Linked DNA regions of Homo sapiens: region 1 is linked to region 2. The links are chromatin loops, found by intact Hi-C in ENCODE. Cell type or tissue: CD14-positive monocyte. All regions are shown on one strand. Each heading gives the region's core, and the rest is flanking DNA. Links, peaks and the distances in the headings are about the cores only.

Region 1 (11,147 bases), core at 3,924-8,923, 49 kb before region 2:
CATAATGGTAATGAAGAATGCCTTTGGAAGGCTTAGCAATAGGCTGGACACAGCCAAGGAAAGAATCAATAAACTTGAAGCTATGCCAAAAGAAACTTCCAAATCTGAAAGACAAAAAGAAAAAATAATTGAAAAGATGAATACCCCCCAAACTGTGGGACAATTACAAAAGGAATAAATGCCAAACACTGGTCACCATGAAAGGAGAACTAATTCCCTGAGGTCATGTATCCTTGGGGCGGCAGGTAATAGAATAGCCTGTGGGCTATCCTTGCCTCTCACTCACTTTTCCCAGTCAGAAGAGAAATAACTTATTTGATTGGTGAGTTTGGAAAAAGAATTTAAGTATCTTGAGAGTACCACGTTTTTCTCTGTTTTACTGTTCTCACTCACCATGCAAAAAGTGCCCTGTCTCAGTTGAAAATACTGTATTTTTCCACTTCTGCCTTTTATTGTGTGGGTACATTTTATTCTGTCCGAAATATTCAGAAACCCATTGTTGCTGCACATTGATTTAGCATAAGTTAAGACAATAAACAGAACCTGAAGATGAAGCTTACATGCTAAACTTTATTGGGAAGGAGTGCAACCTTAGGACAATAGAGAGTGGGAAAACATAAATGAGGAGGGCAAGGAAGGAGAATAAATATAAAGTGATATATTATGAGGCTGGCCACAGCTTTGCAAAAGATAAAACAAAGGAAGAGAAAACCACAGCAAGTTATCTTGTCACATGCCATATATCCATACAACTATGTGGAACCAACCACCATCTCAAAAAAGTCCTTCGGTGTGTGGAGGGGAGAACAATTAGTTACTAGCTCACCTCCCCCTTATTTCTGTATACTGTCTCTCATGGGTCAAAATTTGCCCCATAGGACATTTACTCCCTTACACTTGTGGGTTGCATGACCTGCCCTTCCAGGCAGCTGATGGGGGAAGTCAGATCCAACATCTTCTGGGTGGGAAGAGCTAGGTCCTCAGTGGGTCCCATCAGTTTGGCCTAGACACCAAACTGCTGTGGCTTTCATCATGGCACACATGATGGCAGTAGTGTCCGAGCCTAGCCCTGGGAAAACCCATCTCCTGGGTATGTTAAATGAAGTGTGCCCAAAGTTGTCCCCAAGACAGGTAGCTATGGGCCCATTCCAGACAAATTCAAAGGATGCTTCCAGGGTGTAATAGTAACAGTAGCTTCTCATAGTAATCAGAGTGGGGTTTTACCAGCCCATATAGTTACCCTCCCTCCCTCTGCCTGCCCCACTCCTTTTTTTTTTTTTTTTTTTTTTTTTTTTTGCCTGCTACTCTACTAGTATGAAAAGTGGCTAAGGAGTAGTTGAAGCTTCCAGGTTAGTGGAACTTTCACTGTTTTGTCTGAATCAAGACCTCCCTTTCCTGGAACCAGGACCCTACCCAGGAAAACCTAGGTTTGAAGAGTGTGAGAAGCTGATCCTACTGTTTTAATTGACTTTTTCTTTACCCTGTTGGAGAGAGAGGAATTCCCCCTTTAGGTGTATGGAGTGGCCAAACACAACACCCAACGCTGGACAGATAAAACTGACAGCAGTTCATTAGTCACGTATACTATACTCACGGCCTGGGGAAGGACAGCATGCTCCATGCAGGGCCTCATGAAATTACACTTGAGAACAGTGAACAACCAGACCACAAGGGCCAAACTCTGAGCAAAGTCCAAATCCTTTCTTCTTCCATCAACTGGTTGTAGTCCCCTCCCCGTGAGGCCATAAGTGTGAATTTAGGGACAGCCACTGATGCAAAAGAGGTAGGTGACATGAGATTTGAGTCACCTGTATACATAATTTGTGGTATCTTCTGGATTAACTTGAGCCAAGTCCTGAATATACCATTTCCATCAAATAATGTTTCTGCCCAACTTTATGACTTATAAATCTGATCACATTGAGCTCACCATAGAGAAATATTCTCAAGTGAAATATCAGCTGCCTCTAAAATCCAAAGAAGGCCAAAATGCACTGTGCCTCTTTCTTGGTGGTAAGAGATGCAAAGGGCAACCATTTTTGCTTTATTTTATAAGGGGTTGTTCTGATGTGCTTTAGGCAAGTTGACAGGTGACTTGACTCCTAAAATTTTCACCAATGTAGAAGATCCTCAACTTCTGTGAAATTAATCTCCCACCTCTGGCATTCATGTGACTTGCCAGATATAGGGTTCCTGAAATCTCCTACTGATCAAGTCCAATTAGCATAATCTTCTCAATATCGTGGACCAGCATGAAGTTCTATGTAATGTCAAGGTTGCCATGGTTCCTGTGAAGTATATGATGACAGAGACAAGAGCTGACATAACACCGAGGCAAGACGGTGAAGGTGAGGCTGGGAAGTCCAAGACCAAGATGCCACAGATTCAGTTCTTGGTGAGGGCCTTCTTCCCAGTTTGCAGATGGACACCTTCTTGCTGTCTCCTCACATAGTGGACAGAGAGATTAGCTCTAGTGTCTCTTCTTTTAATAGCATTAATCACACTCATGGGGGCTCCAACCCATGACCTAATTACCTCCTAAAGACCCCACTTCCAAATACCATCACATTGAGAATTTTAGCTTCAACACATTAATTTTGGGGGGAACACAAATATTTAGTCCATAGCACCACTGCTAAAAGTGGGAACCGTTCATGAGCCCTGAGTGTCCCTGTGCATTGTTGCTGGATGTGCGAAGAATACAAGGCTCTGACCACTCTTTACCCAGGTGATTTCTCAGGATTGTGTTTGCATTGAGCAACCTTGAAAAATGAGTTGCATAACCTCCTAGGCAATGCAAAGGTTTATAGTAAAAGCAGTAAATTCCCTAACTCAGAATCCCTCTGTTGTAATGCAATACACTAGGTGAGTTGGAATCCTCTTGGCCCACCTGAGTCATCACCATCGCTCCCCTCTGTGGGATTTAGAGGATACAAGGAACAAATACAAATGAACATGAAGCGCTGGTTACTGCCTTTTCTGTGAGTGCTAAAGCTGTTTGTGTCTAACCCAAGATCTTATTATGTCTTCTGCAAACTTCCATGAAACTGTGGGAGGGCTATTGTTAGCTTATAAATAGGGTGAAACCTTAGACCTTAAATATTTCTTGACAGCCAAAAAACACAAGCTGCTTCTTTTGCTAATAGCTATTAAGAAGAAAATCCTTGCCATATCAATAGCTGTATATCCAGTGTTAGAGGGTTGGTAGCCATAGTAAAGATATCTCATCTGGCACTGTAGCTTTGATTAGGTCTGTTTTCTGGTTACATCAGCATCATCCTCCAGGGTCCATCTGATTTTTACAGAGTCCAGAGAATTGAATCAAGAGAATATTAGGGAAATGAATCCCTTTATCTTTGGTGAGGGTGTTAATCTCTGTAATTCTTCAAGGATTGTGGTATTATTCCTGCAATTGACAAGAGATGAGGCCATTTTAGAGACTTAAACATGGCCAGTGGTTTTCAATCAGGGGTGACTTTGCCCTCTTAGGGACATTGGGCAATGTCTAGAAACATTTTTGGTTATCATAACAAAGGTCGTTATTGGCATATAGTGGGTAGCCAGGGATACTATTGAACATCCTACAATGCCCAGAATGACCCCACAACAGATAACTGTCTGGTTCAAAATGTCAAAAGGGCTGAGGTTGAGAGACCCTACACTTAGCCCTTCCTACCACAATGACTCTTACTCCACAGGACAGGCAATTGATTTGAGGGTGCAGCCAGAAGCTAAGTATATCTTCTCCATCATACTTTTGGGAACAAGAGAAATAATTGCAAAGTGGGTGTCCAAAACCACTTAACCCTTTAGTAGACAGACTTGGTCTCCATAACCCTCTCTTCTAATCAAGTCTCTGTTCTAATATGATGGTGTTTCAGGTCTCCTTTTGTCAGTATCATCTCATATACTGTAGCTGATAGTCCTCAAAAAGTCTAAGTTTTACTCTTTCCCTAGTGTCCAGTTACCCTGGCAAATTACTTTGGTTCCCTCTGGGGAAGGATCAGAGGACTACTTACTGTATATGCTTGCAGTGGCATTACAGGGTCCTTCCTCTGTGGGATCCAGAATCTCCTTCAATCAATGGACTCTGAGTCTGTTAACTGACTTAGATCTGGAAACTCAATGATGGAGTGCAGTTTTCTATTGTGGAAGGCAATGATCACCTTCTACGCAACAGCTCTTGATGTTAAGTTATCCAAATCAAGCATCCCCGCCCCTCGCCAGTCAGTTTCCCATTACAATACATCCTTGAAAGTAGGCACTCACTCAACTGGGGCCTTGCTGTTCACAAGGCTTATTAGATCTATCTTTTCCTTGATGGTTAATGGCTGCCACCTGGTCTTTGATCATCCACATTCCTTTTACCACCATGAATTAAAGGGGGCCCAATTCCAAAGCAGCACCTCCTACTGTGAACCTGGCCTACAGAGGACAGCCACCACTGGGTTTCTCAAAGATGCTGCTGTCCCACCACTTACTCTAACCCCATTTCCCCATGGCATTCTTTATTGCCTCATGAAGGCAGCCTTATGGGAAACATAATCAGGTGGTAGGTCTTACAAAGTGAATCTGTTCTCACATGCCTACCTCCTTGAGACTTCTGCCTCCTTTCTCAAAACTATGTCAAGGAAGTTCTCTTATCTCTACTTCATTCACTTTAGGCCATCATAGTGATTAGGCTTGAAGGCATCATTGTAGCAGCATGTAAGGACAAGCGCCAGGTGTCCTTATCAGAACACCAAATCCTCTGTCACAGTGGAGTGGTTCATGTCAATCCGTTCTCACCGATCCAGCCCGTGTGCCTCCTACAGTCTAATGCCTTCAAGATCCATTCCCACAGGTGTTCCCACAGTTTCTGCCAGCACATTTCATCAAGGTCAAGATTTCCTTTGGCACAGAGGCTATGTATTCCCCAGCAGGAAGAAAATTTGCCTGGAGGCAGTGAGAGGAGGTTAATGTGGGTGTTGAGGAAAAGTTTAGAATCAGTGTGATTTTGGGGGCACCTGCTTCATAAGCTTGATCATTGCATGCTTACCAGGCAAGGGGTGATTCTTTACCACTACCAAGGGGAAACAGTCTCTTTTGTCAGTCAGAAAGATCCAGGCTTGCCTACAAATATCCCCATTCCAGGTCTCAATTTTCCACTCTTCCCTATCAAGACCCTGACTTTAATATCAAGTCCCTATTGAGACTGCACATTTAGTTTTATTTATATATATAAAAACTAAATATATATATATATATATATATCTGCCACCCTTATAATTACATCCTAAACCAATTTTAAGTGCAGCTTCAGGAGATAAGCACCTCATTTAAACAGAGCCTCTGGCTTTCATTGCATGACTTAAGTTGATAATAAGATGCCCTGAGTGTATCATTTTCTTTTAGCAAAGCCTCAAATGTCCCAAAAACAGCTCATCTGCACTGCAATTGCCACCCCTTTACTGACCAAAGGCGGTAGCTCCGTGATTTTCCAGGTTTGCTCTCCACCTGTACTTCATCCCAGTTAACCACAGGTGAAAGAATTAGCAACTGTGTATCCACTTCTAGAGGCTATTGCTGTCCCAATTATCTGATTGTTTTCAGACAGATGGGCATCAAATTCAAAGTCCCACTCCAAGGTCCTCCTTTCTAGGATACTTCTTGTACTAACTTTCTTAGTAAACAAGAAAGTTTACTAAGCTTGGTGGCTAATGCTTTATTTTTTGGTAGTATAATCCCAGGCTGGGCTGAGTCAAGCAAAAGGGGAAGTGAGGCAGGGAAGGAGGGACAGCAAATACAGTGTGGTCCATTAGTGAGCCGGCCATAGCTTCGCAGGAACACGCAGCCAGTTGTTTCATCATATGAGATGAATCTCTATAGACTGTTATGAAACACTAAGAACAGCCCAATGAGGAGAGTTCCAGTTTTCTCTTGCTATGTAAAAAAACTACCAGAGAATGTAGTGGTTTAACACAACCATTTTCTCTTGGCCTTGATTTTATGAGTCAGGAATCCAGGAAGGGCTGGTCTGGGTGGTTCATCTCTCCGATCCATTTGCCATCAGTTATGGTGGCCGAGCTAGAAGATCACTATCAAGGTGGCTTCTTCACTCACCTGTGGCACCTGGTCTAGGAAGGCTGGTAGTTGATGCTGGCTCATGGCTGGGAACTCAGCTGGGGCTATTTGACATGTGAATGTTCCATGTGGCTTGGGCTTCTGTTAGCATGGTGATTCAGTACGCAGAGATATGTCTCAAAAAAAAGTATTCCAAAGAGAATCAGGCAGAAGTTGCAAAGCTTCTTATGACTTAGCCACTTAAATCCAAGAATATTACTTCCGCTGCATTCTATATGTCAAGCAAGTCTCTAAGGCTGATGTAGATTTAAGGAGAGAGGTAATTAGATTCTACTTCTCAGTGGAAGAAATAGCAAAGAAACTGCAGCCATCTTTAATCTACTACATACAGTCCACAGGCAGAGAAAGAGGGATAGTAAATTCAAGGTGGTGAATTATTGACCTGGCCAGAGTTTCACAAGAAAACACAGCCAGTGATTTAAACATCACAGTCTCCAAATAGAATGTTTGGAAAAACCATCTCAGGAGATTCTACGTGGAGGAAGAGGAAAGAAAAGTTTATCTGATAGTTTTTCACCCCTATGTTATCTCTTGTCTTTCTAGTATGAAGGAAAGACAATTTTTATATGAGGTGGTAATTCCCCTACACTTCTGGGCTGTCACTTAGCTCCCCTTCCTCCCAGGAAGCTGCTGGGGAAGCCACATTCCATGATCCACTTCATGGCCCTTCCTCTGAGTCCAGAAGTAGGTGGGAGGATCCAGAGCCTCCATGCCTGGTGGCAAAGCTCCTGTAGCTCTTGCAGTGATAGGCATGTTGGGTCATGCTAGAGCCAGCCCTTACCCTGGGGGAGGTTAAGATGTGTAATGGTGTTAACAATGGGTGTTGATTAACTTAGGTGACATTAGCCTTGGGGAGACAGTGGTGCTGTCTACTGAGAGCAGGTGTGGCCAAGTGAATCTGGAAAGATGCATAAGTTGGATCCAATACACACATCTGAATCTTGTCATTCAACCTATCTTTCATGAGTAATGAAGTGGATATTTTTAAAATTCATTTGAGGTCTTTCTTTGTTAATTTAGAATAGGCTGTGTCTTTCTCAATTGGTTCCAAACTTGGGAGGGGGTGATTAGATAATTTCGTTGCCTCACGAGGTGTCACACTTATGTTTATCTACCCTGCCTGTGCTCTAGAAGGCTGCCTTAACAGACTGTACCTATAGGCTCCCCTGTTTTCTGGCTTCCAGTTGAGTTAGCCAATGGGATGCACTAAAAGGTTGTCAGAGTTGGCTGTGTCCCTTTAACAAAGACCATGGCTCCTATCAATCTTCTACAGCAACTCTCTTTTTTTTTTTTTTTTTTTTGAGATGAAGTCTCGCACTTGTCCCCCAGGCTGGAGTTCAATGGCGTGATCTCAGCTCACTGTAACCTCTGCCTCCTGGGTTCAAGCGATTCTCCTGCCTCAGCCTCCCGAGTAGCTGGGATTACAGGTGCCTGCCACCATGCCTGGCTAATTTTTGTATTTTTAGTAGAGATGGGGTTTCACCATGTTGGCCAGGCTGGTCTCAAACTCCTGACCTCAGGTGATCCGCCTGCCTCGGCCTCCCAAAGTGTTGGGATTACAGGTGTGAGCCACCAATTCTCTAATGGCCTACAGAAACTGCCTCTTCGGCTTGTCCTGTCAGTTCTAGGAGTAGTGAGATGGCTCACCTGTGTTGCAAGCCCTGGGGTACAGCACCGCCCCTTGCAGGTTTCCTTTAACCCAGCCTACACTTTGTGAAGAGTCATTTAAAAACTCTCCTTAACTACAAGTTTAAGGGTGCCTTCTGTTTTCTGTTGGGACCCTGACTAATACAGGTGGGGACAAGAATATAACTGTCACCCTCAGATCCCCCAAAGTAAGCCCTGATAATTGTTAATAGATTATTAGTAAACTCTCTTTAGCCATGTAAAAGTAAGAGGTATATTATTGCTCATTGTTCTCCTATAAGTAGAAAGTAAAGGACTTCATTTTTAAATCTGTTTGGGACTCATAAGGAGAGCCCCTGGGGCTCAACTAGACAATTTCAGGGATAGCATGAAATGCCAACAATATTCTCAGGGGAAATAGCTGGAGCTCTCATTTCCTACCATATGCCAGGAAGAATTGAAAGTAAAGAGGTAATGAAAATAGTTAATTTACTCTTTTTGGGAAATTAGGCAAGTCCCAACATTGATTTTATTAAGGCAAAAGGAACATTACTAAGTGGCAAGTATCCATGAACAGTTTTATCTGAATATAATTCAACAATCTTAACTCTGGAGCTGGGCCTTCCAACAGGGTAGCTACCAACCACGTATAGCTATTTAAATATGAATTAATTAAAGTCAAATAAAATTAAAAATTCAGCTCCTCAGTCACACTAGCCCCATTATAAATGCCCCATAACCATATGTGGCTAGTGGCTGCAGTACTGGGCAGCAAAGACGTAAAACATTTCCATCACCACAGAACATTCTGTGAGACAGCACTGCCCCTATGAAAGAAAGTTCACCCCCATTTCTCTATGTTGTCTGTTTTTTTTTTAACTAGCATGTTTATTGAAATTTTAGGATGCTAAGTTATCAGATACCAGAGAGCTATATTAAATGGGAATGTGTTATATCATGTGGATAAATAAAAGAGTTCTGCATTGTGATTCTATAGAAAAGACTTTATGACTGATTTCAAAACCTTTTAAAGTATTCATTTTAAAATTTGTTAAAGTTATTAAACAAAATAATAAAACAAGAAGATATTCAACCTAATTGAATTAAATATGTGTGCTTTTTTTCTCAGATATTAGAATCAGTATTACAGGAACTTAATTGGTTTTGAAATTAATTATTGAAATGAAGATAGAATTTAAAAGCCATGTATAATATATTCAATATTATTTTTGTTCTAGCATATTGAAAGGGAAAGCTTTTTAAATAAAAGCATGAAAGCCAGTAAGTAAACATGTATCACCCAACTGCACCAAATAAGATAAAGAAAATTGTTAGGTACTTCAACTTGAAATCTATTTGAAAACAATGGGAAAGTTAGTTATTAAGCATTCCAACCATAACAAAATCACTTATTTTAAAAAAGAGAAAAAATTCTTACCAAGTTGATAAAACATCTAGGATATTATAATGACTCAATATACAAACAAATAAACAATAAGCTGAGCTTAAATGCAAGGTTTTGAAATTACTTTTGTATGTATCTCAGTACGCATCTTTTATGTATTTTGAAATCAAACCAGTTTGCAATTTTTACTTTTAAACTCTGAAACAGAGAAGCCAGGGTTTTCTTAGAAAGGCTGTCATCAATACTACCTTCTCCTGGAAAATATGTTAAATGCCAGACTACATGGGTGGGCACTGAAAGTACACTATTGACTATTTAACATTGACATGCTGTCTTTCTGGAAGAAAAACAAAACTGAGGGAGATGGAAAAGAGGTAAATTGAGGTCATCTTGGAGAAAGTAGACTAAGATTGGTTAGTCTAATGGGCTGTTAAGGTTTTTAAAGGATTTTTAAAACAATCACCTTTTTTTCCTTATTACAGAAATAATTCATACTTACTTTAGACATGTTAGAAAATACAATTAAGCAGGTAGAATAATATGAAAACGATAATTCACCCTCCTTAGTGATAAACCCCACCAGTAGTTTGGGATATATTCTTCCAGGATTTTTGTTTCCTTGTTCAGAAAAATATATTAGTTCCACCACTTGAGGGTGTAAAGGTGAAAGTTTTAAGTTGTTAGACTATTTTAAATATTGTTCTGAAACCTGTTTCTTCCCCCAGATCACAACATCTTATATTACTAGAAATTTTTAAAACATCTATTTTTTAAAGGGTTGCCAGAATTGTTCCCAATTTCCTGATACGTAGGGAAATTCACTATAGTTATTTTGCTAAATATTCCATTTTCTTAATTCAATAAAGAGCCTGATTCAGACTATTTGTTCTAGTGAGACTCGAAACAGTCAGCTCTCAATATCTTTTGTGGTCAGAAATAAATGACCAATAAAAAATTAAACATCGACAAATGCCCCCTACATTTATGTTCCCCAAACCTCATTTTAATTGTTTCAATGCATTTTCAAATCCGAAAGGGACCCATTTGTATCTCCAAAGGAAGGTAGAAGATTTTTCTTTAAACCACTCAGGAGGAACTAAGAAAACTTAAGCTCCTAATCATAAATTAAATACAGAATACCCTCCAAAATAAGAGTGGTGATTTTGTCTGTAAACAACTCACTGGTGTTAAGCATGAGAGTAATATCATTTAGTGTTTTAGGACCATCCATCTGGAGGCAAGGAGGTCGCTGGAGGCAATACAAGCAGTGGGGAGGTTATTGTTGCAGATAAAGGACAAATGGCAGGGCAGGACTGAGGCAGGCAGCATACCCAGGGACGGGGAGCAGATTAGAAGTATTCTGAAAAAGTAGATTCACTGAATCTAGGCAAGTAAAGTGGTAAATGTGGAGTCATGAGGGGACAGAAAGAGTCTATGTAAATTGAGGTCATCTTGGACAAAGTCTAATACATTGCCAAGATTTTAAAGGATGTTTCAAAAATCACCCAGGTCTTTTTCTTGGACAACTAAAGTACCAACTAGGGAAAAAGATAAGGATTATAGGAGAAAAGGAACATACGAGGAGAAGCTTGGAGTCGGGCAAAATGATGCCAGTTTTGATCATGTTAAATTTTAATTGCTATGGGACATCTAAATGTAATATGCAGTACACAGTTGGAAACACCATTCTGAAATGTAAGAGAGGTGCGTGGGCTCAGAATATAGATTTAGGGCAATGATTCCCATAACATATTCTGCAGACTACTGTTACTGCAGGACTTCACAAAGCCTTTAGTTTGCTAATGTATCCTGCAAACCCCTAAGAACGAGATGTGTATCACTGGCACTTCTCTAACTTATTTGAACATGGAACCTAGTGCTCTTTGGGTCATCATTTTGTAGGCATTGGTGTGTTGGTGTCATCAGAGGCCGGACACAGATGAGATTCCTAAAGAAATAATTTTGATTGGGAAGAGAAAGTGCTGACGATGAA
Region 2 (11,147 bases), core at 2,016-7,015:
GGGAAAAGTGGTGAGAAAGGAGGATTAAAAAACACGGGATAATTGTCATAAACTGGTAGGCTATAGCCATGTTTCATTAGTTCAAAATGGTGTTTTAAATTTTTTATAATTTGAAACCAAGGTTTAAAAACTAGATTTCACATCTAAAATTAGAAAAGAAACCAAAAACCAAAAAACAACCGTGTCTCTCTGACTTCTCTTAAAAAGTCAGAAAATCTGGCCACATTCATCTCATAATCCCTCACACTGGCCCTTTGCTTGTGCTGAGAAGCAGTCACTCCCTTCAGGAGGACATGTACCCTCAGTGCACCCTCTCATGACAACCCCTTCTTGCACACCACCCGGACTCCCCCATTCATGCACATTTCCTGCCTTGGCTCTTGTAGGCATTTGGATTCAAGACCCTGAGGCTAGACAATTGCAAAGGCCCTTGCCTGTTCCCATAGCCTACTGGATTTCTGTTACATGCATGGCAATTAATACTAAAAATAAAGCTACAATCCTTCCCTCAAAGTCACCCTAAGTTATGAACATCTTAGTCACAAAAATCCTGCTCATGTTAAGTGCTGGGGTCAGGAGCTGATTTTCTCATGAACAAAGTACGTGAAGCCCCCAGCCATACAAACAGGTTTTCCTTCCAAGGAGTGCCATGTGGAGCTGCAGGGGAACCGCTGGAGTTATTCTCCAAATCTTTTTCTTCTTCTTGTTCCTTCCCCACTTCTGCCTGCAGGGTAAAATTGTACTTTTTGGCCCCCTTGAAGTAGTCCTGGACAGGGAGTTTGAGCAAAACTAACATGAGTCATTTCTGGACATTAGTATTTTATATGATCTGAAACCCTGGGCTCACACTTCCCTCTAGAACAGAGACTGGCAAAGTTCAAGATGGTGGCTGTACCATCAGAAATCCTACTCCTAAGTGACTGATGAACAGAGATCTTTGCTAACTCATAATAGACATCTATTGTGAGCAAGAAGTAAAACTGTGCTGTTTGAAGCCATTGAGGCTTAGAGTTATTTGTTACTACAGCATAATTTAGTCTATCCTGACTACTTAGGTGTTCTGACTGAAAAATACCATTTTCAAGCCCCCAGACTCCATTTTATACTAGCCAAACTTGCCTCTTCTTTCTTTGAAGTCTCTTTCCTTAAATCTAAGCATAATTTTAGAATATTGTTAAGCATTACCTGCCATCATTTTCTCATCTCTTGGCATTGCTCTACACTTGAACTTTACCACCATTTCTCCCGTTATATAATAGATTGGAGGTCACATGTGTTTCCTACTTTGAATAATTCATCTCCACAGAATCTCAGTATTTCAGTTAGAACATTTATTTCTTTCATTTTAATATTTTATTATTTTTGTCCTAAATGTATGACCTTAACTGGTTGCCATGCATTTCATTTCTTCTTGCCTTAAATATTTTAAAAGTTTCAAAGCACAAGTATTACTCATAGAGGGCATAACAAAAAATGCTTGGCTTTAGTTCTGTGTTATTTAATTATAACTGTGTGTCACTCAAGGGATTATTTTTCTTATCTTGATTTCTTTCTGCTTTGGCTCTAGTCTTTGTCTTCCTTGGAATATTTTAATCCCTGGCATTCGGCCAGAGTTTCTGTTGCTGGAGGGTGGACTGCACAGCAGTAGGACCTCTGGGCCTCTCTCGACATTAGGGTACCAAGTCTTTTAAAAGTCCCAGAGTTGGTGTTTTTGCACAGTCATGAAGCAAAGGCTGAGGAAAATTTAAAAATTGAGAGTCATGTTTCTTTCATCTGTTACTACTGCACAGAGTATTAGAATAGGTCATTTTTTAATGATAAGAACTAACATATATTCTATATTCCATCACATATGACCAGTAATAGTTTAAGGGCTTTATGTGAATTACCACCACAACTCACGGGAGAGATCCTATTAGTTCCTCATCTCACAGAGAAGACAGCTGAGGGGGTAATTTATCAGTTACTCAGTTCATCTAACCCTTTGGAGGCAGGGAGGGCCCAGCTATAAGGGGCCATCAGGGGGGCATATAGATACAGAAGGTGAGTTGTGGAGGCGGGAAGGCCTCACTCATCTCCACATTCACTCATTTCATTGTTCAAGAGTTGCTTTTCCACTCTGCCGGGGTGAGTGTGGGGTGGCAAATCTGCCGCTCTCCAGCTAGGTGACCTGTTGTCAGCTTTAAATGACTGCACTAAAGAAAAGTTAAAATTACCAACATCATATTTCTCATGATGGCCTTTCCCCCTAAATTCAAACATGCTCGCTGGGTTCAAGACTCAGCCCCTTCAGGGTTTTCCCAAAGGATATACTCACATTAAGCCTATCATGTGTTGGGAATCACGTGTGTAGATCTGACTGGCCCCAGGAGGGGTCCCTTTCTACCCTCTCACCAGCATTTCATTCTCTCTGTCTAGCACCTTCCCGAAGCACCCCCAGCTCCCACCCCCAATCCCTTGTCACCATGGGGAGGCACTGGGATGTGTGGTCCACTTCTTTCTCAGGGTGTAGCCTAATTTTTTGTAAGTGTCTCATGGGCTTAGCAAAACCCTCCTCAGATGGGATTCTCATACCAGCTGCAACAGAAATAACATTTTCTCTGTATCATTATACTCAGGAACTGACTTTTTAACTGAATTATCACCTGAACCTTGACTTTAGAGGCAATACCTAAGAATTATACACATTTGCCCTTAGTTAATTTTAAGAAGATGCCTGAAATAGGAATCCTATAACTCAAACTTAAAGTCTAATAATCTAAAGATAATGAAAAATCATTAATGAAGTATCAGTGACTCAGTTGAGGTCAACTTTGTAGAGACTGAAGATTACAACACTAAAACCAGTGGGGATTCCAAGGTCCAGATTACTGAAATGTTATACCTTTGAACGCCAAGTATCCTGAGTTACCACACAATAAGACAGACGTTCCTCTCTACACACCACAGACATCTCTTACTATTTAAGGCTCCAACTTACAAGGAAAGAATCAGTAGTTAATTTCCTGAAGCCAAGGAATAATTTCCTTTTAAGTTCCTTTATATTTCCTCTTCATTTCTTAACCTTGTAAATCTCTTATCTCCATTTCTTCTTTATTCCAAGGCTGTTAGAGTGTTTCCTTTTCCCACCATTTCTATACTATTATATTATATATCCCACCATTTCTAATGCTAGAGCCATAGCAGCTGACTTCCTTTATCTCCATCTAAGTCCCCATCAAAAGCCATTCATCTACAGGTCAAGTGCAATCTGTTCCTTCGTGATGTTATGGCTTGGTAGGAATCTAGCTATAGCTCTGTGTAGTACAATAAATGGATCGCAGCACAGCCATCCAGTCATTCTTGCTCTCTGCTGGCTGGTTTAAAAATTGACAAGGCTGTACTGATTGAGGAGATTGAAGGCAATGAACTGAATCAACTAGTTTTACTGCACTATAATGTGAGTCAAATGTCTGAATGTGGCCTGCACCTTCTCTTCTTTTTTTATAACCTTCCTTAACATCTGTATATAAAACCAACTTCTTTCTTTGCTTCATGCCTCTCTCCTCACTATTTCCAAAAAAAAGTTCTACCAAATCCCAAACACAATTTTTTATATAATAGTGTGGATCCCTTAAAACATGCCCTTTAGAAAGTGAAAATACTAATCCAAAATAAGACTTGAAAACATATAATTTCAACTTAGTCTTGTTTTTGTGAACTAGACAGTAAAACATCAGGTATGCTATCAGAACCTCAGATATAAATAAAGATATCAAGCTATAGTATTTTAATGCTCTATTTTTGCAGTATTTAGCTCACAATTTCATTTTACCGATGCTAGCCTTAACTTTGAAAAGATGACCTCGGACCACAGTTTCTCTGTCACCATTTAGTGATCCCAGTCAGCTACTGAATCTTAGCTTGGTTTGTGTTCAGTTATCTTCCCGTAAGTCTACTATTCCTCCTGGTCATTTGTTCTCAAGGTCTCTCATACTTGCCACACCAGCTGTTTGTGGGTTAAAAACCCTGGTGAACATAGGCACACTATTTTTGGCTCACATAACTACCTATGCTTGTGCAAAATGTTCATATGAAAATAACCCAATTTTAGAATAGTGTTTAAAATCACCTTTAACAAGCAACCAAGCTTAATTGCTCTACAGCGCCATCTAGTGACACTGAATTTGCATCCCAATCCATCATAAACCCATTGGAGACTGTTTCCTGAAGTTTTTTGGGCCCTAAATGGACAGATCTTCTACATTCTCACAAGTTCCCATTATGCTTAATAAATAGAGTATATCTGACTATAGTCAATGGAAGCAGATTTTTTTCTACTACCAAAGGGTACAATACCTTTTCTTATTTCAAAAATGTATTAAAATTCTTCATTCTTGCTGATCTTTTTCTCTCAAGTTGGATAAATTTCTGCCAGAAATCTAAGAAATTTCTTGGTTTTCATGTCAGATCATATGTATCACTTATGAGTACTAACTGTGTACCAGGTGCTGACTTAAGCACTTTAACATCTATTAACTGAATTGATTTTCACAATGGCCTATCAAAATTGTTGCTCTTAGTACACACATTTTGCATTTGTGCAACAAGGGACAAAGATGCCTCAAGTTACACTGCTAGTAAATACTCTCTGGATAAGTATTCCTTTTACTTTATTAATTCCCCTTTGCAAATCTTATTTCTGGGTAATAAAAAAGGCTGTTCCTAAGTTTTTTAGTAATTCATGAAATCAAACACTATTGGCCTAAAAAGTTAAATGCATCTTGTCTCTCTGAGGTCATGTTGGAGAGAATTAGAGCTCTCTATAGCCATGATGGAGGCTATCATGAGAGATATTTTGTAACTTTGAATGAAGGTCATCTCCAGCCTCGAAGAGTTAGCCACCTGCAGCTGTAGGTGTACCCAAAATTGTAATACACAGCTGAAGACAAAAGGAAACTTTCAAGATTCACCAAAGCAGTAAGGTTTATAATGTGAGGGAGACAGGCCATGAAAGTGATTTTAAAAATCTAAGAAAATTAAAATCATGTTGATTGTATAATACCCTGCCCAAACAGCAATAAGTTGGTTGTAGCAGAACTTGGAAAACAGGACAAGAATTTATGTTTATCCAGAACTACCCAAGGGTTATGGGTCTAGAACCCATAGACGTTTTCCTTAAACAAAGAAGTATGCTCTGTTTTTGGACAAGGAGATTCATTACATTTTCCCTGGCTTGAATGATATGTTTTTCAAGACTGTCTACCTTTCTTTGAATGAATGTCATGCTGACTTAGCAACTGTGCCAGTTACCAATTTCTTGCCTCTCAACTTCAAATCCATCCCTTATTACCTACTCTGTGAGGATGGAGCTGGACCCTGTAAATATTTCTCCTTTGGTATCTGGCATGATGCTCTGTTTGTCAGTGGAGGGTGCAAGAAAGACAGAAGAGGAGGAAGGGGTATATCTTTCTGATTCTGGTCTGTTCTCTTCTCTAGGTTCCTTCTACGTGTGGGGCTTCTCCACTGCCAGGTTCCTGCAGCAAGTAGCAGTCACCAGCACCCAGTGGCCAGCAGCTTCCTCCACCACCTCCTGCTTGACACTGGAGTAAATTCCAAAACATGGCACCACCCTGTGAATAGCTTCCTTGACACCCAAGAAGGTGGGTTTCCAGCAAGTTCTACTGGTGAGGCATTTCAGTGGCTTGTCAGCCATCCTTGAGCCACAGCTGCACTCTCTGCAATAAGATCTGTTTCTTGCTGAGGGCTTTTATCTCAGCCCTAGGAGTAATCTTATATCTGCTATCCTTGTATTCTGTAGAGTAATTTATATTTCTTACTAGTCAATCCATTATTATCCGAATTCTCTATTATAGTTAATAATTCTTTATATTAAACATTCCCTGTTTGAATTACTGTGTGGTTTTTCTCTCCTTTTTGATTGATTTTTCTCTTTTGATTGATTTTTCTCTTTTTTATAGTAAAAATTCCCTGTTTGAAATACTATGTGGGTTTTCTCTGTCACAGTGCTGTTTCATCACGGCTGATAGAGCAGGTATCTTTGTGAAATTCACTCAACTTCCCAAAAACCAAGATTCTTTAAAAAAGAAGTCCCTGAATATGGGGTATAAGTAATCTGTTCATAGTAATATTTACCACTATAACTACGGAATTGGCATACCAGTTTTTACATCAATCCTTTGTAAGTTTAGTTATTTGCTGTTATCTCTCAGCCCAGTCAAATTTGGATGTGCAAACAGAACCAATTCTAGACCTGAAAATCTGAGTACAGACTTGGGACAGGACACTACCATTGAGCTAGACCTCTGTTGGCAGCCATCTGGCTTCTCTAACACCTCTGCTTTACCTCTTGAAATTGCTACGCTTAATGCTACTTTGCTACATTAGGAAAGATATAAATGTACCCAAATGGAAAATATTAGTGATCCAAGAAAGAGCCTTATCTTCTGGTTCATTTTCTTTGTGGTCAGCAGAAGAGGTTAGGATAATATGGTGGTTACTGACAATGAACTTGACCTACTAATAGGTCACAAGCCAGTAGCCATCAATGTGCCATGAAAACAAGTCTTGGGCCTCACTGGACGCTTACAATTTCATTTGATGGACTAGAATTACTCTTCTGCACAAGGTAGAAATATAATCTTAATATTCAACTCCCCAAAGCTTACCAAATTTGGATCACAAAGAGCAAGAAATTAGATGTTGGTCAAAAAGACATTTCTACTTTGAATTTGCAGTATAAAGTTGTTTTTAATCTGCTGTTGCTAGTTTCAAATGAAAGAGTCGAAAATAGACCTTGTCCATATTAGGTCAAGAACTTGATCTCCAAACCACTTTTTTAAACAACTGCCCAGCCTTGCTTACATCAAAGGCACTCTATGCAGATCCAAAGAAAAGCATTTAGAATAGTGTATATTGCTTTACAATAATTATAGAATTTATTCACACAGAGATACAATGATAAAAGAAAGCACTTGTCCATGGAAAGGGATGATTTCTTTCTGCTCCTCTTTCTTGTATATCACCCATCATTGCTAATAAAATCACAGACCTTTAAAACGAAAAAGAACTCATGAACCTACCCTTGATTTCACACATAAATAGAAGGACCTTTAGGTGTTTACCCACCTTACACTTTTAACCAAAGCAATGAAATGCAGAATGCTCTTCAAAACTGTGCAGTACTTATTTTTCTCCTATACATGGTTAGTAAGCTCATTCTCAAACCTGTGAAAACTGCATAAACTGTGCTCCTCTTGTGTGTTCACTAATGGAAAGTGGGATGTTTAATTAAGTACATATGTTCATCCTAATTAGCATTGCTGTTTCTTACCTTTTTAAATACAGGAAACTGCACAACATATATATTGATTTATGTTTTAAATGAGATTTGACTGTTTATTATGTCTATTTGTTACTCAGTTTTAATCTTTTAGGGAACTTCTGCAGATCGATAACCTTATTTATTACATGTTGGTCCTTGTTAGTTTCATTCCCTTTATTTCCATGTTATTGAGAGGTATCCCACTGAAAAATCCTATGTATTATCTATACTATGGACTTTGATTCTCCAAAATCCATCACTTACTTGTGTAGTTAAATGAGAATGGGCTTCACTCATAAAGTTAGATTGTGGGAAATTTCAGAGACTAGGAACTCTTCTGTGCAACTACGGCCTTTTCTGTTCTTTACTTTGATACCTCCTTTCAGGGCCATTGCATGCATACATAGTTGTCCATGTAAATCGTGCTTTCTGGAGTTGTGCAGTGCACAACCTGCATAGCAGTCCTTGGTTATTTAGACTCTTTTCTGCCTGCTCTCTACATATCTTTCTCCTCTCCTCCTTAGTTATAAGAAGCTCTGAGCTTCAGTCTAGAGACAGCATAAAATTGAAAGCAACCAATTTGATCAGCTTGATTTTCAGTTAGCATTTTGTCCCCAAAGTAGCGGAGACTTTTTTATTTTTTATTTTTATTTTATCATTATTATTTTATTTATTTATTTATTTACTTTTTGAGACAGAGTTTCTCTCTTGTTGCCCAGGCTGGAGTGCAATGGAGCAATTTTGACTCACCGCAACCTCTGCCTCCCTAGAGGCAGATTCCCCTGCCTCAGCCTCCTGAGTAGCTGGGATTACAGGCATGCGCTACCATACCTGGCTAATTTTATATTTTTAGTAGAGACGGGGTTTCTCCAATGTTGGTCAGGCTGGTCTTGAGCTCCCGACCTCAGGTGATCCGCCTTCCTTGGCCTCCCAAAGTGCTGGGATTACCAGTGTGAACCATCAGGCTCAGCCTTTTATTTTTATTTTTTACCTTTATTGCTGCTAATGTTGTGACTTTTGAACCTTTCTTTAACAAATTCTCTAGCATGAAAAAAAGAACAAAAAGGGGTAGATACTTGAATTGATGATCTTTTCTGCTAATAGTTCAAGTGGCAGTTTAAAAAAATGAGAACAATTGATTCAGATGAAGTTTCTGGATTTTCCTGAGCTTTCTGATGTCTCCACAGCAAGGATAATTTAAAACTGACCACACAAAACTGTCCTCATTATATTGTTATGAAAGACTACATAAAAATAAATACAGCCAGGTGCAGTAGTACATACCTGTAATAAGCTACTCAGGAAGCTGAAGCAGCATTGACTGAGTTCAGGAGTTTGAGATCAGCCTGGGCAACATAGCAAGACTCCAGCTCAAAAAAAGAAAGAAAGAAAAAGAAAAAGAACACATACACCATGAGAATTCAATCAGCAAGTACTGTCTCAACACAAAAACTTTAACTGATTTCTAGTTTTGCTACAATATAGTTCTTTTAAGCCTGTAAGTGAAAAGATGCTTCACACTTACATGACATTAAAGAGACCATTTTCCCAACCTCCAAAAGTTTAGCCTCTGCTCTAAAGCACTTGTGAAGTACTGCTTATGTGTTTGTGCATGCACACACACATTTAAATACCTGAGACAAGGTAGGGGTTAAAAAAAAAAGAAAGAAAGGTCACAATAAGGGAAACAGGAAAATTATTCTGTCTCATTACAACCACTCAGAGCTTTCTTTTAGTTTAGACAAAGACATGGAGTTTAAATCAATGTTACTAAACAGTACTTGATGTAAGAAAGGGAACTAGCATTGTTTTGTATGCTGGGTGCCACATGCTTTACATGAGCGCTGTTGAATTTCACAATATTCCCAAGAGGTAGGTATAGATGAAAATACATAAATAGGAGCAACTTAAGGAGGTTAGGTAACTTGCCCAAGGACCTATATCTAGTGAATAATGGGAACTCAGTTGGGACCTAGATCTCTCTAACTCTCAGGGACATTTTGCCTTTTAAACATTTGTTTGCTTATTTGGTGTTCATTATGAAAACTGCAAACACAAGGAACAGAAATTATATATCAAATTACCATGTACCCACTATCCCTTTAGTAGATGTTATTACTTTGCCATATTTACCTCAGATCCTTTTAACTTGAGAATAAAATATTACAGACAAAATTAAAGTCACCTATCCTGTTACTGCCCTTCCTCCTTCTCTAAATCAGCCACTAGCCTGAATTGAGGTTCATCCTTTCCATCCATATTGTCATATTTTTAACATATGTTTCATTCATATGAGTATATCCATAAGAAACTAAGACCTACTGCTTAGTTACTTTCTCACTTTAATGGTATCATGTTCTGTGTATACTTTCTGTAGTTTGATTTTCATACTCAAATTTTATTTCTAAGATTTATTCATGCTGACAGAGCCACAATATGTGGTTCTTGTTTGCTCTTTTAACTACTGTGTATTACTTTATTGTTTGATGATTTTACAATTTCTTTCTCCATTTCCTAATGGTGGTTATCTAAATTTTTTTCATGTTGCTATTATAAATAATGCAACAGTGAATATTCTTTCTACACATCTCTTTGTGTACGTGCACAAGAATTTCTCTAGGAAATGTTTCTAGAACTTCTGGGTCTTAGTGTATGTGGATTGCTGTGGACCAAATTATGTGTTCCCCTTCATGTCATATATTGAATCCTTAACCCCCAACATGACTGTATTTGGAGATAGAACCTGTAAGGAGGTAATTAAGATAAAATGATTTGGTCATAACAGTGGAACCCTACCAAAGACTAGTGTCTTTATAAGAGAAGACATCAGATACCATGCATGTTCTCTCTCTCTGAGTACACTCAGAAAAAAGGCCATATAAGGACAAAATGGCCACTTCCAAGCCAGAAAGAAGGCCCTCACCAGAAACCAAACCCCACTGGAACCTTGATCTTCAACTTCCAACCTCTAGAAATTAACTATTTAACTATGAAAAAAATATTTTCTGTTGTTTGAGACACCCAGCCTATGGTATTCTGCTATGGCGGCTGGAGCAGGCTAAAATATGCATCTTCACACTTTTTTTAATTGCCAACTTGTGTCTCCAAATGAATTGATTCCCACTCCACCAGCAATGAAGATGGTTCTTGTGATCTCCAGTCCTCACCAGTGCTTGGCATCCCATGACCTTGATGCTCTGCCAGGGCAAAGGCTTCAATTCCTTGAATTACATCCCCAAGTCAAGATATGCAGGAATGTTACTGCATAATGTGTTGTAATTTTAGCTAAACTATAATCCTGAGATGTGTTTTGAAGGATTTGTGTTTCCGGCCTCTTATACACACCAACTCTTCACAGTTTAGCTCCTTTAAAATAAAAATAACAAACCATGTAACTTGATTTAGCTACCAGATATGTCTCTTTAGAATTTTTATTATACACTTATGACAGGGGTGTTTTAAACTGCAATTAACTCTGTTAGCTAATTAATTTTTCTTTCCAAACTGTACAACTATTAGTTGTTTTGGGGTTTTGCTTTGTTTTGTTTTTCCTCCAGTCTTTGCCAAATGTGGTCTGCAAAAATAACTGTAACGTATTTTCTCTGGTGAAAGGTAGGGTCTCCTTAAATTTTTCTTAATGTTAATGTGTGTGATATTAATATTTATTTAATATTTATGCAAATATTATTAAAATACTGCAAATAACCAGTAAGAAATCTCCCTAAAGTGAAAGCAGCTTTGAAACTGGCTCTCTATCCATATACAGGCATACCTCACTTTACTGCACTTTGCAGATACTGCATTTTTTACAAATTGAAGGTTC

The links. Peaks named below come from ENCODE experiments on the same cell type or tissue, not always from the same donor. Only the 100,000 strongest peaks of a DNase experiment are listed, where the experiment ranks them.
Region 1: a loop joins it to region 2, with 2.0 times the contacts of the local background. A loop is called at or near these places in 3 of 110 quality-filtered maps.

Annotation. Positions count from the first base shown.
Region 1 is chr4:146,138,732-146,149,878 of GRCh38, reverse strand. No RefSeq gene overlaps it. Among named protein-coding and RNA genes, the nearest start is that of LINC01095, 22 kb to the right of the region's middle. In CD14-positive monocyte, for the core only: no CTCF peak of the experiment used is centred there; a DNase peak (open chromatin) is centred at 5,808; H3K27ac peaks cover 1,197 bases.
Region 2 is chr4:146,088,300-146,099,446 of GRCh38, reverse strand. No RefSeq gene overlaps it. Among named protein-coding and RNA genes, the nearest start is that of LINC01095, 28 kb to the left of the region's middle. In CD14-positive monocyte, for the core only: CTCF peaks have their summits at 3,974 and 4,173 (motif pointing left); a DNase peak (open chromatin) is centred at 4,166; H3K27me3 peaks cover 308 bases.